2 separate regions of the Homo sapiens genome follow, and region 2 is linked to region 1. Evidence: read pairs that join two places in POLR2A ChIA-PET (ENCODE). Cell type or tissue: CD4-positive, alpha-beta T cell. All regions are shown on one strand.

Region 1 (5,000 bases):
CCCAGAATTCTTCTGCTGCTGATAAAGCTAAGGCAGCCCATCAGCCTCATGAGCACTTATTTTCTCAGTCCTTCCTCTACTGTGATCCTGAGAATGCACTCTGAGTATGTAGGGGAGTCAGAAATGGTGTTTGTCCTCTCTGGGGCAGCAGGGAGGCTGGAGAGGGAAGGCTCTGGGCCCACCTAGGCACTCAGACTCTGACCCTTGAATGGAGGAAGCAAAAGCCAAGAAGAGGTTGGGGCTGACACATCTTTACAGTGTGGCCAGATGAGACTCTCAGTTGGTTCCAGCTTCTAGGTCCCCACGGCCTCCCTGTTTTCTGTCTTTTCCAGACCAGGCTCTTCAATTTCCCCTTCCATGTTGTGAGGGACTCCATAGCCTTCTTGTGAATTTCCCTTGGGGTCGGGGGTCAGTGTCTGTTTCTTGCCACCGCAGCACCAGGCTGGTTGTTTCTGTAAGAGGCTCTGAGAGCTGCGCCTCCCACATCCCTCACCTCCCAGACTTGTGCAGGAGTAGTCAGGAACATGCGGAGCTGGAACCACACTCGATGGCACCCACGAGGTCAAGTCAGAAGGGCTCCCTTCTGGTAAGGCAGAATCAGAGCCAAGGAGGCTGAGCGTTCCCTGCAATCACTGCCATCACTGATGAAGGAACTGACTCATCTGATGTGGGCCATTGAGGAATGTGGAGGTTGGACGAGTGACCACTAGGACCTTCAGCAATAGAGAAAATGGAACTGGCTGGGCACGGCGGCTCATACTTGTAATCCCAGAACTTTGGGAGGCTGAGGTGGGAGGATCACCTGAGGTCAGGAGTTCAAGACCAGCCTGGCCAACATGGTGAAACCTTGTCTCTACTAAAAATACAAAAATTGGCTGAGTGTGATGGCACGTGCCTGTAATCCCAGCTACTCCAGAGGCTGAACCAGGAGAATTGCTTGAACCTGGGAGACAGAGGTTGCAGTGAGCTGAGATTGCACCACTGCACTCCAGCCTGGGCAACAGAACAAGACTCCATCTCAAAAAAAAAAAAAGAAGGAACTGTTCCCAGAGATCCTCAGTGCCACTCCAGGTTTCAGCGAAGCTCTGCTGAGGGGCCGGGGTCATGGACCCCAGTGTACACAGGCTCTACTAGGGGATCCTATCGAAGCCCCCTCCCCCGAATGGCCTCCAGGAATCTGTCCTGGCTCCACCTCTGGAACCTTCATTTTCTTACATCTTGCCTGTAGCCATCACCACACTTGGCAACCTACTGTGTGTCACCTAGCTCCCCTACTTATGGGATGACTACTTCAATTCTTCACTCTCTCAAACTTCCAAGGCCCTCCTATCCCCCCCTCACCTCTGGCCTCTGCCCACTAGAGGACCCCCACTAGTAATACCCCTTAGTTGTGACAATCAAAAATGTCTCCAGACGTTGCCAAACATCCCCTCAGGTGGAAAATCACCCTCAGTGAGAACCACTGATCTAGACCAACAGCCAGCCGCTCTCTCTCATGCTTGTGACCCACATCTGGAATGCACACATTTGACTGACCTTCATCTGTCTCTTGATGCAGCCCTTTTTCAAAGCCCAGCATGGCTGGGCATGGTGGCGCACGCCTGTAATCCCAGCACTTTTGGAGGCCAAGCCGGGAGGGTTGTTTGAGCTCAGAAGTTTGAGACCAGCCTAGGCAACATGGTGAAACCCCATCTCCACAAAAAATACAAAAATTAGCCGGGTGTGGTGGTATGCACAGGTGGTCCCAGCTACTCAGGAGGCTGAGATAGGAGGATTGCTTGAGCCTGGGAGTTCAAGAACAGCCTCGGCAATATGGCAAGACCTCATCTCTTAAAAAATAAAAAAAAAAAAAATTAAAAAAACTTGATCACATTTTTCTGGAGGGGAATTTAACAATATTTATCATAAGCTTTAAGTTAATAGTGTAATATAAAATAAGCTGAGCATGGTGGCAGGCACCTGTAATCCCAGCTACTCAGGAGTCTGAGGCAGGAGAACTGCTTGAACCCAGGAGGTGGAGGCTGCAGTGAGCTGTGATTACGCCACTGCACTCCAGCCTGGGCAATAGGGCAAGACTCCGTCTCAAAAAAGAAAAAAAAGAAAAGTTAATAGTGTAATATTATGAACTACTGATACATGAAACATAGGTGAATCCCAAAAACATAATGCTGAGGGAAGAGTACATACACCAGGCGGGTGGCTCACGCCTGTTATCCCAGCACTTTGGGAGGCCAAGGTGGGAGGATCGCTTGAGCCCAGGAGTTCTAGACCGGCCTGGGCAACGCAGCAAGATGACCCATCTCAATTTTTTTTAATTAAAAATAATAATAACTAAAAAAACCCCAAAGCCCAGTGGACTGACAGGCAGACAACATACATACACACGCCCCTGTAGATTTCGAGGTGTGATTCGGACACCTCTGTGTCTCCCTGGTTCCAGTGTCCCCCTCAGTTGATCTGAGGAAAGCAGGACGCACTCACCCCTCCCCCATGGGTGTGGCTGGGGGCGGGCTCCACAGTACAAGCCTCTGCTAAAGAAATCTGCTTCCACCGGGCAGGTGGCTCACACCTGTAACGCCAGCACTCTGGGAGGCTGAGGCGGCTGGATCACCTGAGGTCAGGAGTTTGAGACCAGCCTGACCAACACGGTGAAACCCTGTCTCTACTAAAAATACAAAATTAGCCAGGCGTGGTGGCACATGCCTGTAATCCCAGCTACTCAGGAGGCTGAGGCAGAAGAATCGCTTGAATCCAAGAGGCAGATGTTGCAGTGAGCTGAGATCATGCCACTGCACTCCAGCCTGGGTGACAAGAGCAAAACTCTGTCTCAAAAATAAAATAATAATAAAAATAATAAAAAATTAAAAAAATAAAAAATAAACCTGCTTCCTAGTCTCTGGCTCCTCTCTCTCGGCCTGTCCAACCGCTTTATAAGTTGGATGTGGGTGGTCAATACAGTGACTCAGAACTACCAGTTCTCAGACATTTCCCTCCCAGCCCTGCATAGGTGGTCTAGCATCCCATGCTGGGATTGGGAGGGGCTGCCCTGCCTGTCTGGGGCCTCAGCCAAGCCTGAGGCAGAAGGAGCCTGCTAACTACCATCCAGGTGCTCATTCGAGGCCCCTCTTCTCCTCGCCTCAGGATTCTTTCCCATTCCTATTTACTCAACCTCTCCCTCCTAACTAGAACCTGCCCACTGACATTTAGACATATTTAAATCTCTCCTGAAATTAAAAAAACAAACAAAAAACTGCTTTGAAAACCCCAAATCTCCTTGCAGCTACCTCCTAATTCTCTCCTCCCTTTCAAAGCCAAACTTGTGAAAAAGCTGTCTGCATCCACAATCTCCCTTTCCTCACCTCCCACGCATTCCAGTCTGGCTTCCCCCCTCATCAGTCCCCAGAAGCATCTCTCCCTAAGATGGTCAGCGATGCTCAGACCGCCAGGCTGAGCCTGGAGAGCAGTAAGCTGGCCTGGCCCGGGCAGGACCTTGGCCATGGGAGCAGCAGTAGGGTACACAGTGGTTGGTGTTACCCAGGGTTGTCAATGTCAACTGCAGACGATAAACTAGAACTTCTGTGCAGTTCCAGAAAGAATATCTGGCCTTGAGTCCTGAGGCTATGCCAACACCTACTTACCTTCATTGATTCATTCATCCATTCAATAACTCTTTACTGAGCACACTTGGGCCAGACCCTGAGGTAGGCACCTGTTATAAACTTGGTCTCTACCCTCATGGAGCTAACTGCCTGGGCATTGGTCAGAGTCATGAAAATACACAAAGACGACCGAGATGCTTGATGGAGAAGTACAGAGTGTATTACTGTGGGATCAGATCTAGCCTGAAAGGTCAAGAAGAGATTTTCAGGCTGGGATCTGACCAATGAGTAGGAATTAGCTAGTCCGGGAGGAATGGGGAGAAAGAGATGATAGAAGACTGGGGGAAAGGTGTCTCTTGGGGACAAAGAAGCCAGGGATTCCAGAATTGAAAAGGACCAGGAGGAAGCAAGTAGGGAGGGGTGGGGAGAGCTGGACAGAAATTATTTTTCTCTTCTTTTTGAGATGGAGTCTTGCTCTGTCACCCCGGCTGGAGCGCAGTGGCACAATCTACACTCACTGCAACCTCCACGTCTGGGGTTCAAGCAATCCTCCTGCCTCAGCCTCCTGAGTATCTGGGACTACAGGTGTGCACCACTATGCCCAACTAATTTATTTGTACTTTTAGTAGAAACAAGGTCTCACCATGGTGGCCAGGCTGGTCTTGAACTCCTGAACTCAGGTGATCCGCCCGCCTCAGCCTCCCAAAGTGTTGGGATTACAGGCGTGAGCCACTGTGCCCGGCTGAAATTAGGTTTTTCTCTCTGCCCCTCAGCCTTTGTGCCAAGCCTTTCTCCTGCCTCACTCTGAAGGACTTTAGCATCCTCCACTCCCTTGATGTGGTCGACCCTTTTATTTCTCTTTCTCCCAGGACTCTGTCATGCCCGAGCTCTTGCATGTGCCTCCTCTGACCTGAATGTGAATGTTCTACAGAGCTCTACCCAGGCCTTACTCCCCTTCCCAACTCTTTTTCTTGACATCGTCTCCCACATTAGACTGTCACTTCTAACAGATCTCCAGTCCCAGAACTCTCCCCTGAGACCCAGGTTCAGAGATCTCCTTGCCCAGTGATCATCTTCACACAGATACCCTGCTCACTATCTTAAACACAGCAGATTGTAGAGTTAGAAAATGTTAAGTCTCACTTTCGCTGAGAAAATGTAGAAAGTAACATAAAGCAGCCAGGTGTGGTGGCATGCACCTGTAGTTCCAGCCGCTTGGGAGCCTGAGGCAGGAGGATCGCTTGAGCCCAGGAGTTTTAAGGCCGCGTGGAGCTATGGTCACACCCTGTACTCCAGGCTGGGAAACAGAGTAAGATTCTGTCTCTTAAAAAAAATTAAATTAAAAATAAGCTAAAGCCTTTTTGTCCCCAAAAACTTGATTAAAAATAAATCAACGAAGAC
Region 2 (5,000 bases), 380 kb before region 1:
TCCTTCCACAATCGCCAAGGTGTGACCTGGGCCAACTCTTGGTATCTCTGGGCTTCAGTTCCCTTCCCTGTAAATAGAAAGGTCTTAATTAAGGTCCCTTCCAGTGCTGTAAAAGGGAGTTTCAAAGCTTCTCTCACTGTTATGATTGTGATCAGCTTCGAAGGAGGTAGTGCTAGTGGGTAAACATCAAACTGTAAGCTTGCTTCCCCAGTTCCAACCTACCAGTACCACCTACACTGAGAAAATCACTTTGATGCTCTTAGTTTCCTGATCTGTAAATGGAAAATGTGTTTTACAGATTTGTTGTAAAAGTTATGTGAAATAATAAAAATCAAAGTGTATAGATTATAATATACTACAGACGGGCCGGGCATGGTGGCTCTCGGCTGTAATCCCAGCACTTTGAGGGGCTGAGGCAGACAGATCACTTGAGGTCAGGAGTTCGAGACCAGCCTGGCCAACACGGCAAAACCCCGCCTCTACTAAAAATACAAAAATTAGCCAGGCATGGTGGTTTGCCCCTGTAATCCCAGCTACTCCAGAGGCTGAGGTGGGAGAATCACTTGAACCCCGGAGACAGAGGTTGCAATGAGCCGAGATCATACCAAGGCACCCCATCCTGGGCAACAGAGCCAAACTCATCCCAAAACAAAACAAAACAAACAAACAAACAAACAAATGTATATATATACACACGCACCACAGACATACACACACACTGTGAAGTTGCATTTTTAAAGAATTTAATTTTCATAAATCTTAGTGCACAAACAAGTAAAGAAAACATTTTTTACCCTGTTGCATGTATCCTCCCTTTCAAACTAGACTCTAGCCTCCAGGGGTCCAAAGAGAATGAGATGACAGAGAGAATGTAAATAGAAACAAAAGAAGCTAAATCTTAGTGTTTGGGCTTCTAAGTATGGAGCCTCAAGTGATAATACGCAATTTTCTGAAGCACTTCTGTACATGATTTTCTCCTTGTGTGTGCTGACTTGACAGCTTAATTCACACACATAATACACACACACATACCTCACACACATAAATCTACCATATATATATATATACACAACTTACATAAGTGCTTCACACCCACTATATATCTAATTCCTTTTATAGGCATATGGCAATGAAAGCAGAAAATGTGATTCAAAAAATAGAAACCACTCTCATTTTCTTTAACTCTTTCCTTTAATTTTGGTCATTTAAAGCTTATAAATTTGACAGACTGTATTTTTAAAACAGACTATTTTTAAAACCTTTAATACTAGTCTCATACATGGTCTATTTCTATTGGTTTATAGTTTGTCAGCAAATTGTATTTTCTACCCATAGGTAAATGTAGCACTGTTCTGAGCACCAAGAAGACATAGGCAGGGAATAGACACTACCTTAGGATCAAGAGGAGACAAGACATGTAAACATGTCATTAGCTAAGTGTGTACATAAATCCAGTTCTGTCATTAAAGAGTAAATATGAGAGCAGGGAGATTTTCTGGTGGGTGGGCGATGATTGCTTTTTTCTTCCCCACGCTCTCCTGGCATTTTTCTCCCCTTCCTTGGGACTGGATTATAGAATGCAGGGGCAGGCCAGGAGCGATGGCTCACGCCTATAATCCCAGCACTTTGGGAGGCCAAGGCTGGTGGATCATGAGGTCGTGAGTTTGAGACCAGCCTGGCCAACGTCGCAAAGCCCCGTCTCTACTAAAAATACAAAAAAAATTAGCTGGGCCTGGTGTCGGGTGCCTATAATCCCAACTACTCGGTAGGCTGAGGCAGGAGAATCTCTTGAACCCAGGAGGCGGAGGCTGCAGTGAGCCGAGATCGTGCCACTGCACTTCAGCCTGGGCGACAGAGCAAGACTCCATCTCAAAAAAAATAATAAAGAATGCAGGGGCAGTTCAGCTTATACATCATGGGCATAAACAATGGCCACTAATTGAAATGGTAGTTTGAAGCTAGCCAGAAATAGCTCTTCACAAAAGAGATCAAGTCTTACTCTGTAAAAAGAGAGTAAAAGCTGAGAAAATATTTCTGAACTAAGTTCACCTTACACAAAGAACATATCCAGAGTTCTAGAATATATGGATATGCTAGGGGAAGAAATACAGATGCAGGCAATCCCCTCTCCTCAATCAGAGGGACAAAGGGTGGAATATGATCTCTGTTCTAAGGCCGTTTGCACTTTCTGTTCATCCTTACCCACTTGTGATGTGTTGTTGTGGTGGTTGTTTCTCAGCAAATGCTCTTAAGTCTGTTACGTAACCTTTCTAAGCACTTTACACATATGAACTGATTTGACTCACATAATAATCTTCTGGGATAAGAACTATTAGTATCATTCCCACTTGACAGATGCAGAAACCGAGGACCTGAGAGATTCCATAAGTCTCCCTGGCAAATTGGATTCAGCCCCAGGAAGTCTGGCTTCTTGGCCTACATTCTTGACTATAAAAGTTGCACTGTCTCTTTAGCTGAAGGGTGAACTTAGGCATTTGAACAGCCAAGGGGTTGTGGGTAGAGTGAAAAAAGAAAGGAAAGGCTTTGAAAGTTATCCTGTTGTTTGAAAACACGAAAAGAGAAGAGAAAAAGAAGGAGAGAGCCTGGAATAGCTGTGAGAAGGCAATAGAAGAAGTGGAAGAACAGGAAATGGAAGAAAAAAAGCAAAGAGAAATTGACCTTGTCCCTGCTAGGGTCCAAATCTAACGGCTTGCTCGGGCTGGAGGGGCTAGAAGTGGGTGTCTCTGCTTTCAAGCAGCGCATTTAACTTCACCGGCTTTCCCCAGGCTGTCTCTGCAGCAACCCACACGAGGGCCTCTTTTCACAGCAATTATGAAAGTGATGGTGGGAGGAAGTACAGCTCACTTATTGAGGTTAAAAAGCCACCCAAGTAAAAGCATTAACCCAGTAGTAAGATTAAATTCCTGGCCCCAAAGGGAAATTATCAGGAGGTGTCCTTTACCATGTGTGAAATGGAAACAGTTTCCTCTCTTGGGCAAAATAACCAATTGCTGTGGGAGGCGGAAATCAATGCAGTGTTTGGTGAAAACTTGGGTTTCTCTGATGAGTTCTGTGAAACGCTAACGTCTAACAGGGGTTGTTCAGTCTATCCAATAACATTTTCTTCCCGTGACCTTGGATCTTAACGTTGGCTCCGCTCATAAATGACTGTGGAATGGGAATGAGAGAGTAAGCTCTTGACAGCTACAGGGAAATGCACTTCTAAAGAACTTGGTATAAGAGGGAAAATGAGATGGTCCTCCAAGAGCTAAACAACAAGATCAATACATATTGTATGGAGCAGAGATGTGCAAAGTCATCATGTTGAACATTCTGACTTGTTGAACATGTTGAACAATCTGATTGAGGATAATAACACAGCTAAAGGAATAATAGTCAATTTAAGGTAGAGTTTGATTCCATGAAAGAAGAAAAAGGAGAGAGAAGTAAATGCATGTATTCTGTATATATATTGAGAGTCTGCTAAGCACTGTGCTAAGGGCATGAACAAATTCTACTCCTGCCTTTTTGGGGTTCCAGAGCAGGCTGACAGGGTCCATCTAAGAACAGCTCAGAAGAAAAAAATGCATCTTCGTCAAAGATATCCAGTATCCTGGCCAAGAGCAGTGCCTGCCGTTTTTGTAGACGCTGTTATTCTTTTTCCCATATTCCCATCTCAGGCTCATAGATGAGGGAACTTCTCCCCATCTGACTTGCAGACCATTTTAGGGAACACTTGGATGGACACGTACTCTCTCGCTTTCCCTCCTTTCATTCTTCTCTCCCCAGGATAAGAGTAGCTAATCTGACTCAAGACAGCATATCACCCATGTGGCCTCACATGTCAGAAGGGGTTGATTATGGAGTTGGGGCACTGCTTGTGCATGGCACACTTTTTTGCCTTCTTTGATTGGCCTGCCCAGTCTCAGGGCCCTTGCACCCCAGCTCCTCAGCTGGCTTCCTTTTGCTTTCCTTCTGCTCCAGCTTCTCACAGTGCATCCAGGCAGGCAAGTCACGTTGGCCCTGCCCTCTCTTCAGTCTAGGTGAGGTATCAAAGGCCAGTACTTTGGCTCAACCCCAAGTTGAAGTCTCTAGCTCTGAGCGCTGGAGCTTGGGGGGCACAGCCTACCACACTCATCTCCAGAAAGTTCCCTGGGTCTGGTCTCCTTCTCATCAAGAAACTATGTAGGTAAAAGGTAAAGATTGGTAAGCCTCACTTCAAGCCATTCTTACTAGATAACATTAAACCTTTATAGTCACCTCCCATCCCCCTTTCTACATCAACATTCACCAGGCAAAATTCTAACTGGGTTATGAGTTCACATGGGCTGGTCAGGTTGGCTCCAGTGGTCCAGGCTGTGTCACAGTTATTGTCATCATAGGTTAATCAGGAGGCATTCTGGTTGTCCACACCTCCACTGGATGACATGACCCGTATCCGAGATACCAGCTCTCAGCTTGTTGACAAAAGTGGGTGTCTGAACCTGCAGAGCTACAGAGGGTTCAAGTCACCAAGTTCATGGAATCCCACGAGCCTTGTGCTTGGACCACCCGCTTATCTTTCCCTTTAACTCCCCAAAACCAATACCCGCTGTCCTTTGATGTGTAAAACTTCCACAAGAACAACCTTGTAAGATGTTTGAGAAGATGAAAGATAATGCAGGAGAGCCCCTAATAGGGTGCCTGACAGCCAGTAGACAATAACCATGGGAATTGCTGCTGCTGCTATTTATTAATATTTTGGAGATAAGTATATATATATAGATGTATATCTATATATGTATATCTATACATATATTTATCTATTTTAAAAGGAATAATAATTATTATTTATTATATTTATTGATTATAATTATTATATATACTTATATATTATTAGTATTATTAATATATTAATATTATATAATTGTGTTTATTATATTTATTGCAATTATTTATAATTATATTTACTTATTTAATTATAGATAATTATTTATAATTAAATACATATAATTATTTAT

Evidence for each region. ChIA-PET counts read pairs that join two places held together with the same protein. Peaks named below come from ENCODE experiments on the same cell type or tissue, not always from the same donor. Only the 100,000 strongest peaks of a DNase experiment are listed, where the experiment ranks them.
Region 2: POLR2A ChIA-PET joins it to region 1 with 5 read pairs; 3 of 35 experiments call an interaction of 5 or more read pairs at or near these places.

Annotation. Positions count from the first base shown.
Region 1 is chr15:90,681,072-90,686,071 of GRCh38, forward strand. All of the region lies in intron 2 of CRTC3-AS1 (CRTC3 antisense RNA 1), which reads right to left. Among named protein-coding and RNA genes, the nearest start is that of LINC01585, 23 kb to the left of the region's middle. RefSeq lists an enhancer at 1,986-2,486. In CD4-positive, alpha-beta T cell, no CTCF peak of the experiment used is centred here; no DNase peak of the experiment used is centred here.
Region 2 is chr15:90,303,883-90,308,882 of GRCh38, forward strand. No RefSeq gene overlaps it. Among named protein-coding and RNA genes, the nearest start is that of NGRN, 41 kb to the left of the region's middle. RefSeq lists an enhancer at 2,663-2,712. In CD4-positive, alpha-beta T cell, no CTCF peak of the experiment used is centred here; a DNase peak (open chromatin) is centred at 2,809; H3K27ac peaks cover 1,066 bases.